2 separate regions of the Homo sapiens genome follow, and region 2 is linked to region 1. The links are chromatin contacts, found by Hi-C or POLR2A ChIA-PET in ENCODE. All regions are on one chromosome and are shown on one strand. Each heading gives the region's core, a stretch centred on a gene start or an enhancer-like site at or near the end of the contact. The rest is flanking DNA. Distances are from core to core; before and after follow the strand shown.

The links. Hi-C counts contacts between places; a loop is a spot of excess contacts on that map. ChIA-PET counts read pairs that join two places held with the same protein, here RNA polymerase II (POLR2A). Pooled maps may share reads with other maps.
Region 2: a loop to region 1 is called in a pooled map, with 2.7 times the contacts of the local background. The contact joins the promoter of CD52 here to the enhancer-like site in region 1. A Hi-C loop is called at or near these places in 1 of 50 pooled maps. POLR2A ChIA-PET finds 5 or more read pairs at or near these places in 2 of 52 experiments (AG04450 and H1).

Annotation. Positions count from the first base shown.
Region 1 is chr1:23,571,783-23,577,872 of GRCh38, reverse strand. LOC124903876 (a long non-coding RNA gene) reads right to left here. Exons shown (of 3, transcript XR_007065537.1): 3 at 4,173-5,126. LOC107984928 (a long non-coding RNA gene) reads left to right here and starts at 166. Exons shown (of 2, transcript XR_007065540.1): 1 at 166-446; 2 at 540-1,437. RefSeq lists an enhancer at 3,027-3,116. Within about 2 kb of position 3,519, at least 5 of the 41 ENCODE cell types and tissues checked have a DNase peak (open chromatin) inside an H3K27ac peak, as active enhancers do.
Region 2 is chr1:26,314,431-26,320,520 of GRCh38, reverse strand. CD52 (CD52 molecule) reads right to left here and starts at 2,563. Exons shown (of 2, transcript NM_001803.3): 1 at 2,450-2,563; 2 at 1-350. The coding sequence starts at 2,503. The coding sequence ends at 219. It also overlaps a transcript of UBXN11 not described here. RefSeq lists enhancers at 1,557-1,656, 798-1,783, 2,157-2,306, 2,437-2,506 and a silencer at 2,581-2,773.

The sequences.
Region 1 (6,090 bases), core at 2,270-4,769:
TTCTAGAATGACCAGCCCAGGATCCAGTAGGACTTGCTGGAGCCACACAGAGGCCTTGCTAAACTAAAATTATGAATTCGCAGGCTGTGCTACGAACCCATTAGGCTATGTTGCTTTAAACTCGGGTCAGCCAACCAAAAGGTGGATGCAAAAGACTTTCTTTAAACAAGCCAGCAGCTTGAGGCTTGAAATAGAACAGAAAGGGAATTCACAGGACTCAACCTTGTCTTCTGTCTGGAGCTCTTGAGACCCAAGGATACTGGCCAGGCGAACCACACTGCGATAAGAAACAGCAGCTGAAAGTTTGTTTTTGGAGCCACCAGATCCAGTGGGTGGACTGTGTCTTGAAATAGAAGCATCTCAAAGGCCTGTGAATCATTTCTTAGTGCCGGCCTGCAAGGTTTCATATCCTGTTCTCAGAGCTACCTTGGGTGCTGTATGTATATGTATGTGTGTGTATTGTTTTCAGGGTTGTTTGCCTAGGATTTGGTTTTGAAACTTTTACTTTCTTTTAATAGCTTTTTTTTTTTTTTTTTAAGCTGGAAGAATTTTTCAAATGGTTTTTGCGAGAAAGTTCAAACCCTGGAATGACTAAGTCGCTGGAAGAATTTGGACTTTGTGAGGGGAATTTGCACTTGGTATGAATCACCCAGTCACTGATTCCTGCAGTGAGAAGACCTTTCGGAAAGCTTCTGGGTCAGCCCCCTCGTACACATGGGGAAACCGAGGCTCAAGGAGGGGAAGGACTTCAGCCAAGGTCCCACAGCATGTCTGTGGAAATGACAGGACTGGAATCAGGTCTAGCTCCTGGAACAGCTTTGGATTTGCAAGAAGCTCTCAAGCACCCAGTCTCCATAGGTGGGCACATTTTCCAAACAGTAGAGGAACAGAAAGAACAAGAGGGTTCTGAGGAGTTAGAACTCACCATAGAGTTATGGAAGGAATGGGGAAGGGATTGCCGGAAGGTATTTTATATGAAATAGCTCATTTAATCCTCCCCAGGATCCTATTAGGCAGTGGTTCTAAACTAGGGTTGATTTTGCCCCCAGAGGACATTTGGCAAGATCAGGGGACATTTTAGGTTTGTCACAGCTTGAGTGGGAGTTGCTACTGGCATCTCTTGGCAGTGAATACCCTATGTGGTAGAGGCCAGGGATACCGCTAAACATCCTGCAATGCACAGGACAGCCTCACAACAAAGAATTATCCAGCCCAAAATGTCAATAGTGTTGGGTCTGAGAAGCCCTGCTATGCAGAGGGCGCTTGTATATACATATCAATTTAACAGCCAAGAAAGCCGAGGCTCAGAAAGTGTAGCCACTCGCTAGCCACGTGGTCTTGGGCAAATTAGCCTCTCTGTGTCTCAGTTTCCTTATCTGTAAAATGGAGGCAACAGTACCTCTGTTACCTAAATAAACATTTGTAAAGCACTTAGAATGGTGCCTGGCACATAGTGTTACATGAATGTTTGCTAAAAATATATAAACAAGCTTACCCAGGAAACACGGAAAGTAAAAGAATTGTAATGAAAGCCCAGGTGAAAAAAATCTAAAGAGACTTAAGGACATGGGGGCTGGAATATGAGAGACCTCCTGGGGGTGTACAGCCCTGTGAGCAGGTAAGGCTGTCCACCGTGTGACATCCTATGTTCCCTGCCACCCCCCACCACCAGTAGCCATGAGGTTTTCCTTCTCAGACACTGCTACCTTAAATGCACTTCATCTTTTTAGGTTAAAATGATATGCACTTCAACATGAATCTCCTTGGCAAGTATCTGACACAGTAAGCCACTATCAGTCACTAAGAATAATTCAGGATAAATTAGTTTTTCAGTTGCCTCCCAACAAATAGGCCGAATGCAGGTTATACTGAGAGTGGAAGGTAAACAGAGGCTGACAGCTTAGTGTTCAGAGGCAGGCTTAGGACAGTGCTGGCAGGTGCACAGTTGTCCTCAGCAATCCTAGACCATCAGTCATTCCCCTACCAGCCAGCACCACCTAGAACAGGCCTCAAGTCTGGGCCCTGCCTAGCTTTGCACCCCCTTTCAGAACCTGCTCCTGACCCTCCCCCACCTTCAGCTCTCCTGGTCTTTTTACTCAGTCTGGGGCCTATTCCCTACTTTCCCACTTTGACCTCTAATCCTGTCCTCAGTCAGAGCCCAGATTCCTCCACCAGCTGCTGAGACCTGCCAACTTGCTAAGTGATTGCCCTACTCAATGCTGAAGGCCTGACATATCAGCCCGGCTCTCTCAGCAAGCCCCAGGGCTGTGAAGGAAACTGGGCAGAGGGTGTCACAAGAGTGGAGGGAGAAAAAACCAAAGCAAGGGTCACCCATATCTCTACTCTGCCCAGAACCCGCCTGCTACGCCTATTCATTAGAACATTCATGGCCATTTACCGAGCTCTTTAAGCTATGAGTCTTGCACACTTACAACAGCTCTCACAGCTGTGCCCCACTCCCCCATCCCTGGAGACCTACAAGGGCCCATATTAACTGTATTACTTCTCTATTGCTGCTATAACAAAATGACTACAAACTTAGTCACTTAAAACAACTTAAGTTTATGCTCTCAAACCAACCTGATCTCACTGGGCTAAAATCAGGGTGTTTGCAGGGACTTCCCTTTCGGAGAATCTGGAAGATAATTGATTTCCTTGCCTTTTCCAGCTTCTGGAGGCTGCCAACATTCCTTGGGTTGTGACCCCTTCCTTCATTTTCAAAGCCAGCAACATGGCATCTCTCTGACCCTGTTTTCGTGGTTGCCTCTCTTTCTCTGACTCTTTTCTGCTGCCCTCTCCCACTTTTAAGGACCCTTCTGATTCCATTGGACCCACCTAGATAATCCTGCATAGCAACCTTCATTCCATCTGCAAACTTAATTCCCACTTGCCGTGTAACAGTACATTCACAAATTATAGGGATTAGGACACAGACATCTTTGGAGGTGACTATGATCCTGCCTACCATGTTAACCAACCCAGAGTGGCGGGGACCATACAACCCAGAGAGCTTGTGCTCCTTCTCAAGGGAGCAACTGCTGCTCAGCTCCAGCTGTCATCATCATGCATCAGTATGGGTTCAGTGTGGCTGAGTCTGCCAATATTTCAAGTGAAATCAGAAAATTGGACTTTCAGGTGAAGATTTCCAATTCTGACATCACTGTGCAGACCAAAAAAGAACAAAAAATCTCATAGGCTAGATATAGCCTGAAGCCACCCAGGTGTGACCTCTGGGTCCACCTCTACCACATCAGCTGTGTGAGATGATGAGATTTCTCTGGCATTTACAGGCTCTGCAGGTTCTGGGGGATGGAGAACCAGTCAGGCCTAGAGGCCAGAGAGAATGTGGTCAGGAGCATAGCGGGTACTGAAGGGGGTGCCTCAGGGGAAAGTTCAGAGGGAGAAGGGACTGACCATCTCCCTAAGGGACTAACCATCACCTGCAGGAAGCAGCAGTGCCTCAAAGGGTACAGGAAATCAGGCTGAGGCCGACCTGAAGAAATCAACCAGAGTAAGGTGGGCTTTATGGCTTGTGACCTCAGAACAAATCAAGCACACTCTTTCTACTTTCAAAAAGTATCAGTTCTTCCCCTCCCCACAAAACTAGCAACATTGGCTGACTGTGAGAAGAGGATGGCAGGGGCCGGGGTGAGAAGGAGGCCTTTCACTTTATGCCTCTCGAGCTTTTTGAGTTTTTAACCAGGTGAAAGTATTACCTACTTAAAACATTAAATTCAAAAGCTTTTATTCATTTAAAAATATTTTAAAATACAATCGATTACATTAGAGGTAAAAACACAAAAGTAGTTGTCATGGTGATGCTACTGCACTTCCATGAAGATGGTATGTGTGGTCATATAACAGGATGGTTTAGAAATGGTGAAATCTTCATACATTTGGCTAATTACTCCGGACCCATCGCCTGTCATTCAAACTGATGGCTGCTTTTCCTTATCCTTACATGCCAGCACTTGAATAAACCAGGTTGGTGTCTTTTGGAGTTCTTTTCCATTCTGACTGGCACAAAGCTAAGGCTCTGGAGTCAGTCGGCTTGCCTCTTCCATGCTGTGTGACCTTGAACAACATGCTTAGCCTCTCTGAGCCTGTTTCCTCATCTGTATAATGGCTTCATAGGCTTTTTATGAAGATAAATGAGTTAATGTGTATAAAGCACTTGAAACAGCACAAAATCAGTGCCCATAAATGTTGACACTTATTATTAACTATTTTCATTATTCTTTTAATCTTGTTTATTTTTGAGTGGGGGGATTATTAAAACCATAACTTAAGACATGTAACAAAACATAAGTAACGTAGGTGAACTAAAATGAAGCGAATTTAACCTCTGGTCCCCCAAATCCTTACAAGCGCCCTCTTAACAGGAGTATCATTGTCTATTTCATAGATAGAAAAACTGAAGCTTGGGGAAAGTGAGTGAGTTGCTCTAGGACACTGAGTTTGGAAATAGAAAAGATAGGAGCTTGAACCGCGTTTTCAAGACTCCAGATCCCATGGCTTTCAACTCGAGGCTGTCCTACAGTATGATTATAAAGTAACAGGTGCTCCTTCCTTATTTGGTCCAAAAGAAAAAAAAATTGCAGGGCTCAGAGGGGAACTTGGCTTTTTGATTTGTTCAGTTTGGGGTCAGCCCTTCCTTGCTCCTGGCCCCAGATTCAGTAGATTCCAGGGTGGGGGGGTCAGGTCAGCAGGTCTCTGGCTTATATTCTGGCCTCAGCTTTGGAGCCAAGTTATTCTCTCCCCTGGGAGGGAGTCAGGGTTGGGGAGGGGGTGTCAGAGCCTGGAGACTGCTGTGGATGTCCCTGGCCCAGCTGTGGCCTGAGCTTTCTCACCAGGAGGCTTTCCCAGCATCCCCACTCTTCCCCAGGCCTTCTGCCATCTCTCCCAATTCTCACCATCCAAGAAGTAGTTGTTGCAGCTTGAAAACATGGCTGCTAGCAAACTTGTGGGTTAAATGCCCCAGGAAGATGGAGCGCACTGCCCAAGCAATTTCCAGGAAGCAGGACAGCCCAGAGGTCAGGAACACTTTGCAGTTTTGAAATTTGGCTCTTTTGCTTCTAGCTCTTCGGTCTTAGGCGGGTGGCTTCACCTTTCTGATGCTTCCGCAACTGTGAAATGGGATGATAATAGTATCTGTCACAAAAGTTGTTTGGAAGCCTGGGCAGCATAGAGAGACCCTGTCTCTACAAATAAGTACAAAAAAATTGGGCCGGGCGCAGTGGTCTATAATCCTATAATCACAGCACTTTGGGAGGACCAGGCAGGCAGATCACGAGGTCAGGAAATCGAGACCATCCTAGCTAACATGGTGAAACCCCGTCTCTACTAAAAATACAAAAAAATTAGCTGGGTATGGTGGTGGGCGCCTGTAATCCCAGCTATTCAGGAGGCTGAGGCAGGAGAATGGTGTGAACCCAGGAGGCGGAGCTTGCAGTGAGCCGAGATTGCACCACTGCACTCCAGCCTGGGCGACAGAGTGAGACTTCATCTCAAAAAAAAAAAAAAAAATTTGCCAGCTGTGGTGGCATGTACCTGTGGTTCCAGCTACTCGGGAGGCTGAGGCAGGAGGATTGCCTAAGCATGAAGGTTGAGGCTGCAGTGAGCCATGATCAGGCCACTGCACTCCAGCCTGGGCAACAGAGCAAGACCCTGTCTCCAAAAAAAAAAAAAAAAAAGTTGTTGGGAGAATTTTTAAAAAGAGATTTATTGGTGTTTAATTTACATACTAGAAAATTCACCAATATTTATGTATATAATTCAATGATTTTTAGCACATTTACAGAGTCGTGCAACCATCACATCAATTCCAGAATACTTTCATCACCCCCACATAAAACCCTGTATCCATTAGCAGTCACTCCCCTTCTGTCCCCCAGTCCCAGGCAACCATTAATCTACTTTCTGTCTCTATAAATTTTTAGAAATTTATAGAAATTTCTTTTAGAAATTTCACATAAATGGAACTGCACAGTATGTGGTCCTTTGTGTCTTGCTCCTTTCATGTAAGCATATTTTTTGAGGTCCATCTATTTATTGTGTAGATTAGTAGTTCATTCCTTTTTTATAGCTGAA
Region 2 (6,090 bases), core at 1,314-3,813, 2.7 Mb before region 1:
AAGTACAAGGGTAACTTTATTGACCCCCAGCTGGGCACTGCTTGGCCCCTACATCATTACCCCCCTATTTTGGCTGTTGCCCCCATGGCACTGCCTGTCAACTTCTACAACCTGGTGATGTCTGGCATCAACCCCTCCCAAAGATGGAGGGGATTCTCTTGCGAGTGATGGTGGCAGCTGTTTCAGGGGGCACAGGGCTAAGGCTGAGACGTGTCACCTCAACTGAAGCAGAAGAGGTGGATTATGGCATTGGCCACGAAGAAAAGGAAAATGCCTCCGCTTATGTTGCTGGATGCTGAGGGGCTGCTGGTTTGGCTGGTGTCGTTTTGTCCTGAGAGTCCAGTTTGTATCTGTAGGAGGAGAAGTGGGATAAGATCAGGGGACTTTTTTTTTTTTTTTTAGAGGTGGAGTCTCACTCTGTCACCCAGGCTGGACTGCAGTGATGCGATCTCGGCTCACTGCATCCTCCACCTCCCGGGTTCAAGTGATTCTCCTGCCTCAGCCTCCTGAGTAGCTGGGACTATAGGCACGTGCCACCACGCCCGGCTAATTTTTCTATTTTTAGTAGAGACGGGGTTTCACCATGTTGGTCAGGCTGGTCTCGAACTCCTGACCTGGTGATCCACCCGCCTCGGCCTCCCAAAGTACTGGGATTACAGGTGTGAGCCATCGTACCCAGCCCTCAGGGGACTTTTGAATAGCGTGTTTGTTATTTAAAGATGCAGTCCCCTTTCTACCCTCCCCGCCCTCCATCCGCCCACCTCCATAAAACAGTCCTCAGTTCTGCCCCATGTGACCACTACTTCTTCCACAAGGTCCTGTCAGGATGTTTGACTGCTTCCTGCTTTGACACAGGCAGGGACAGAGGTGATCACTGCCCCTGTCCACCCCCTTTCACAGAAACTTTCTGTTTTTTTGAGATAGAGTTTCGCTCTTTTGCCCAGGCTGGAGTGAAGTGGCATGATCTCGGGTCACTGCAACCTCCACCCCTCAACCTCCCGAGTAGCTGGGATTATAGGCAGCCGCTATCACGCCCAGCTAATTTTTTTTTTTTTTCCGAGACAGAGTCTTGCTCTGTCGCCCGCCCAGGCTGGAGTGCAGTGGCGTGATCTCGGCTCACTGCAAGCTTCACCCCCAGGTTCACGCCATTCTCCTGCCTCAGCCTCCCGAGTAGCTGGGACTACAGGCGCCCGCCACCACGCCACGCCCGGCTAATTTCTTTTTGTATTTATGGTAGAGACGAGGTTTCAATGTGTTAGCCAGGATGGTCTCGATCTCCTGACCTCATGATCCACCCGCCTCAGCCTCCCAAAGTGCTGGGATTACAGACGCGAGCCAGCGCGCCCGGCTCGCCCAGCTAATTTTTGTATTTTTAGTAGAGACGGGATTTTGTCATGTTGGCCAGGCTGGTCTTGAACTCCTGACCTCAGGTGATCCGCCTGCCTCGGCCTCCCAAAGTGCTGGGATTATAGGCGTGAGCCACCGTGCCCGGTCACAGAACCTTTCTTTTCACCTTTCCCCAGCGACCAGCCCTTCTGGCATAGAGGGAGACAGGGGAGCCCTGGCCCTTGACCTTCCTAGCCTGGCAAAGGGCTTAGCTTCCCTGAGCCTCAGTTTCATCTTCTGAGTGGGGAGAAGTTCATCACAGTTGTGAAGGTCACATGAGCCAGGGCTGAGTGAGAAAGCACTTGGCAAAGCGTGGGTGGCTGGATGTGGGGTGGGGAAGTGGCCAGATGGTGATCGAGCTGTCCTTAATGCTTGATGGAGCTGCAACTAGAACTGTTCTTGATGGAGATTAAGCTGGTTTTGATGGTGATCAAGCTGTTCTTGATCAAGAACTTGATGGCTCCGGTCTGCTGTACTGACTCCCCTCTGGGCACCTGGGATGCTACCAAAGCTGCCTCCTGGAATAGCAGTCGCTTTTGAGACTCCAGTTGTTTCTGAAATGGGAGAGTCCTGTCTTCTTTGCATTCCTGAACATCCAGGCTTCTCTCTGGCAGGGGAGTGGGGGTTAGAGTGTCCCCTGTCACCTCCATAACCACAGCAGGCTCCACTTGGACATCTCCTGGCCTCTCCCCAAAGGACCATCTCCCCAGACTCCCTGTGGGCCGATGCCTTCCTCACTCAGGGTTGTCTTCCCAAGTCTCTTAGTTCTCTATTATTCCACAACACCCCTTGGGTGCCCCAACGCGCCTAGCACCCTGTAAGTGCTCCCCAGCTGTGGATACAGGTTTCTCTCAGGGCAGCCCGCAAGCAGTGCAGCCCCAGCCAGAAGAGCTGGAAGGCTGGGCGGCCAGGCCCGCTGTGTCCCCAGTTTTCCTGTTGGAGTCCATCTGCTGTGCTCTCAGGAGAGAAGGCTGGGTCTCTGGGAGCTCACATCCTGTATGCCCTCCCTCCATGCCAAGCAACTTTGGGGAGTCCTGGCAGTGGTGCCAGGCGTTGCTCTTACCTGTACCATAACCAGGAGGCTGATGGTGAGTAGGAGGAAGAGGAAGCGCTTCATTTTGGTAGGATCTTCGTGGCTGTCTTGGTAGCAGCTTTTTAGGTGATCTCAGGGCTGTCTGGAGGCTTCTTTTGGTTTAGCTGCTTTTGAACCAGGAGGCAGAGGAGGCGGGGTGAGGTAGGGAGAGGAAGGAGGGCTTACAAGGTGGAGGAGGGGTGTGGCTTCCTTTCTGCAGATCTGGGGGTGGATAATACCAGGCTCTAGGTTCTAAGGCCCTGGCTGGGGGAGCAGGCTAGATCGTACAAGATAGGAGAGAGGTCAATCCAGAGGCAACGGTGGGAGTAAGTAGGGCCCAAGGCCTGGAATCATGCATCCTGCAGGCTGAATCCTGGTTTAATCACTGACCAGCTCTGAGACCCTGGGCCAGAAACTCTACCTCTCTGACCCTTTAACAAAAGAACTGCCGGATTACATGTAATAATAACCAATTTAAAAAGAGCCAGAACATAGCAGATATTCCGTAAATGAGTTTGTTGTTTAAAGAAGATTGGGGCAGGGTATAGGAGCTGAAGGAGAAGGGCTGGGATAGATTTATGTTTCAAGGGAAGGTTGTAGATGGGCTGCAGGTTCTGAATGAAAGCTTGGGAAATGTTTAGATTGTGGAAGGGTTGGTGGATTTCTGTGAAGGTGCTGGAGGTGAGGAATCGGGAAGCCTGGTTTCAGTTGGGCTTTCCCTCTCTAGGCCTCAGTTCCTCATTTCAAGGAACTGGGAAGACTGAAATAGATTATTTCTGAAGTTTGTTAAAACCTAGTGTTTTGTTTTGTTGTTGTTGGTTTTTTTGTTTTTTTTTTTAAACAGAGTTTTGCTCTGTGCACTGGCATGATCTCGGCTTACTGCAACCTCCACCTCCTGGGTTCAAGCAATTATCCTGCCTTGGCCTCCCGCATAGCTGGGACTACAGGTGTGTGCCACCATGCCTGGCTAATTTTTTGTATTTTTTTTTTTTTTTTAGCGGAGACTGGGTTTCACCATGTTGGCTAGGCTAGTCTCGAATGCCTGATCTCAAGTGATCCGCCTGCCTCGGCCTCCCAAAGTGCTGGGATTACAGGCATGAGCCACCGCGCCCAGCCAAGACCTAGAATTTTGTGATTTTGGTAGAGAAAGTAGCAAGCAGATGGGTTGTTTGTATTAGCTGAGGATGAATGGGAGGGGAGCGAGGGAAGGGACAAGTGGGTGACTAAGCTACAGTGGAAGGGGACTGGGGTGAGAGAGTGGCTGTGAGGGCCCAGGGAGGGGTGGGGGGATGAGAGGAATCCCACAGCTGCCTGGATAGTGCTCCATGCTTTATGCATTCCCTCACTTGATACCCTCTGTGGTGCCCTGCAGCAGGTGTTATGTTTATCCCCATTTGACTGGTGAAAAAACTGAGGCTTAGATGTTAAGTGACTTGCTAAGGTCGTAAATGGTGGAGCCAGTCTCATTTGACCTTGAATCCAGGTCTGTCTGAAGCCACAGCCATGTATGTAACCTCTGGGGCTGCCCTAGAATTCATCCATTAAGTCTTGATTCCCTGCCACTCCCTCCCCCTCCCCTACACAAACTCCCCCCAGGCCCCAGGAGTTGGTCACCACAACCCCAGCTCTGGCCCACTCTCCCTTCACACTCTCCCTTCCTTAGTCTACTTTAGGCCTCATTTACATGCTAGGTAGTAAAGGGAAAACTCCCCTCACTTCTCTTCTATTGTTTTGGGCCTTGTGTTGCAAGCCCAGGGGAGATCTGGCTGAGGCTGAGTCCAAAGAAAAAAACAGAGGCTGGGCATAGGGGCTACGCCTGTAATCCTAGCAGTTTGGGAGGCTGAGGCGGGCAGATAACTTGAGCACAGGAGTTTGAGACCACCCGGGCAACATAGGAAGGCCCCATCTCTCAAAAAAAAAAAAAAAAAAAAAAAAAATTAGCCGGGCATAGTGGCACAAACCTATAGTCTCAGCTACTTGGGGGCTGACGCAGGAGGATTGCTTGCACCTGGGAGGCCCAGGCTGCAATGAGCCATGATTGTGGCACTGCACTCCAGCCAGGGTGACAGAGCAAGACCCTGTCTCAAAAAAAAAAAAAAAAAGGCCAGGAAACAGTGGCTCACGCCTGTAATCCCAGCATTTTGGGAGGCCGAGGTGGGTGGATCACCTGAGGTCAGGAGTTCTAGACCAGCCTGGCCAACATGGTGAAACCCTGTCTCTACTGAAAATACAGAAATTAGCCAGGTGTGCTGGCACATGCCTGTAATCCCAGCTACTCGGGAGGCTGAGGCAGGAGAATCACTTGAACCCGGGAGAAGGAGGTTGCAGTGAGCCGAGATCGTGCCATTGCACTCCAGCCTGAGCGACAAGAGAAAAACTCCATTTCAAAAAAAGAGAAGAGAAGAAAAGAAGAACTGAGAGTCAAAGCTGATGAGAGAAAGCCAGGAAGTGGAGAGGGAGGGGCGGGGAGGGAGAGAAGAGGGAGGAGTCCCCAGCCATCCATCACCCTCTTTCCCCATCCCTGCCCTTTCACCCAGAGGTCTCTCCTCACCCTTGACTCAAGTTCTCAGCTGTCTTTGGTGTGCCTGTGGGGGTGAGTGATTCTGGGGTTCATGAGAGTCAGGGAGGTGTCCTGTGCCAGAAGGGCACCAGCCCAGAAGACAGGATACCCGTGTTGAAGTCTGAGATTACTCTGCTGAAAATGAGCTCCATCACACTGTGCAATCTTCTCCCCTCTTACAAAGAGGCAGCCAGACAGGACGAGCCTGGGGCCAGCCGTGTTATAGTTTCCCATGCTGGAGATGCATGCGAGGATACTAAATGCCAGACTCTTATTTGTAAACATTTTCTTGCAAACCTCAGAAGCTTCATTTTCACCTCCTGACACCCTGAGGAGTATCTTCTACAGTCCATGTATTTCCTCTGCAAGGAAAGCCCTTCTCCAATTATTTTACCTGGCAAACTCTTTTTTTTTCCCCTCGAGTCAGGTTCTTGCCGTTGTCACCCAGGCTGGAGTACAAGTGGTGCAATCATAGCTCACTGTAACCTCGAACTCCTGGGCTCAAGCAATCCTCCCGCCTCATCCTCCTAAGTACCTGGGACTACAGGTGCATGCCACCATGCCCAGCTAATTTTTGGGGTGGTGGAGGGTGGAGTTTTGCTATGTTGCCCAGACTGCAAACTCTTCTTTATTCTTCAAGATTTAGCTTAGAAGCCCCTTCCCCAGGGAAACTTTCCACTTTCCCTAGGAAACTCAAAGTTCCTAAATGTTCGAAGGGCCCTTTCTGTTGACCTCTGTTCTAAAGATTGTGTCTACCAAGAATATGGTCTGTCCCTTGTGGGTTGGGACTAGATTTTGTCACTTCTCTTACTCAGCGAAGCACAGAACATGGCACAGTGTAGGTGTCAGGGACTGCCGGAAGAATGAGTGCGTGTATTCATCTAGATCTATTCCCACCTCCGAGCCTAGTAGTCCTGCATTTATTCATCCAGTAAATATTTACTATGGGGCAACAGTAAAGTCAGTACTGAAAAGTTACCAATGCAGAAAAGAAATAAGGGACTGAGAGAAGCAAGCCCTTTATATGGAGCTGCTTTCCTCCTAAAAGTATGCCACTTGCAGAGGGGACAGC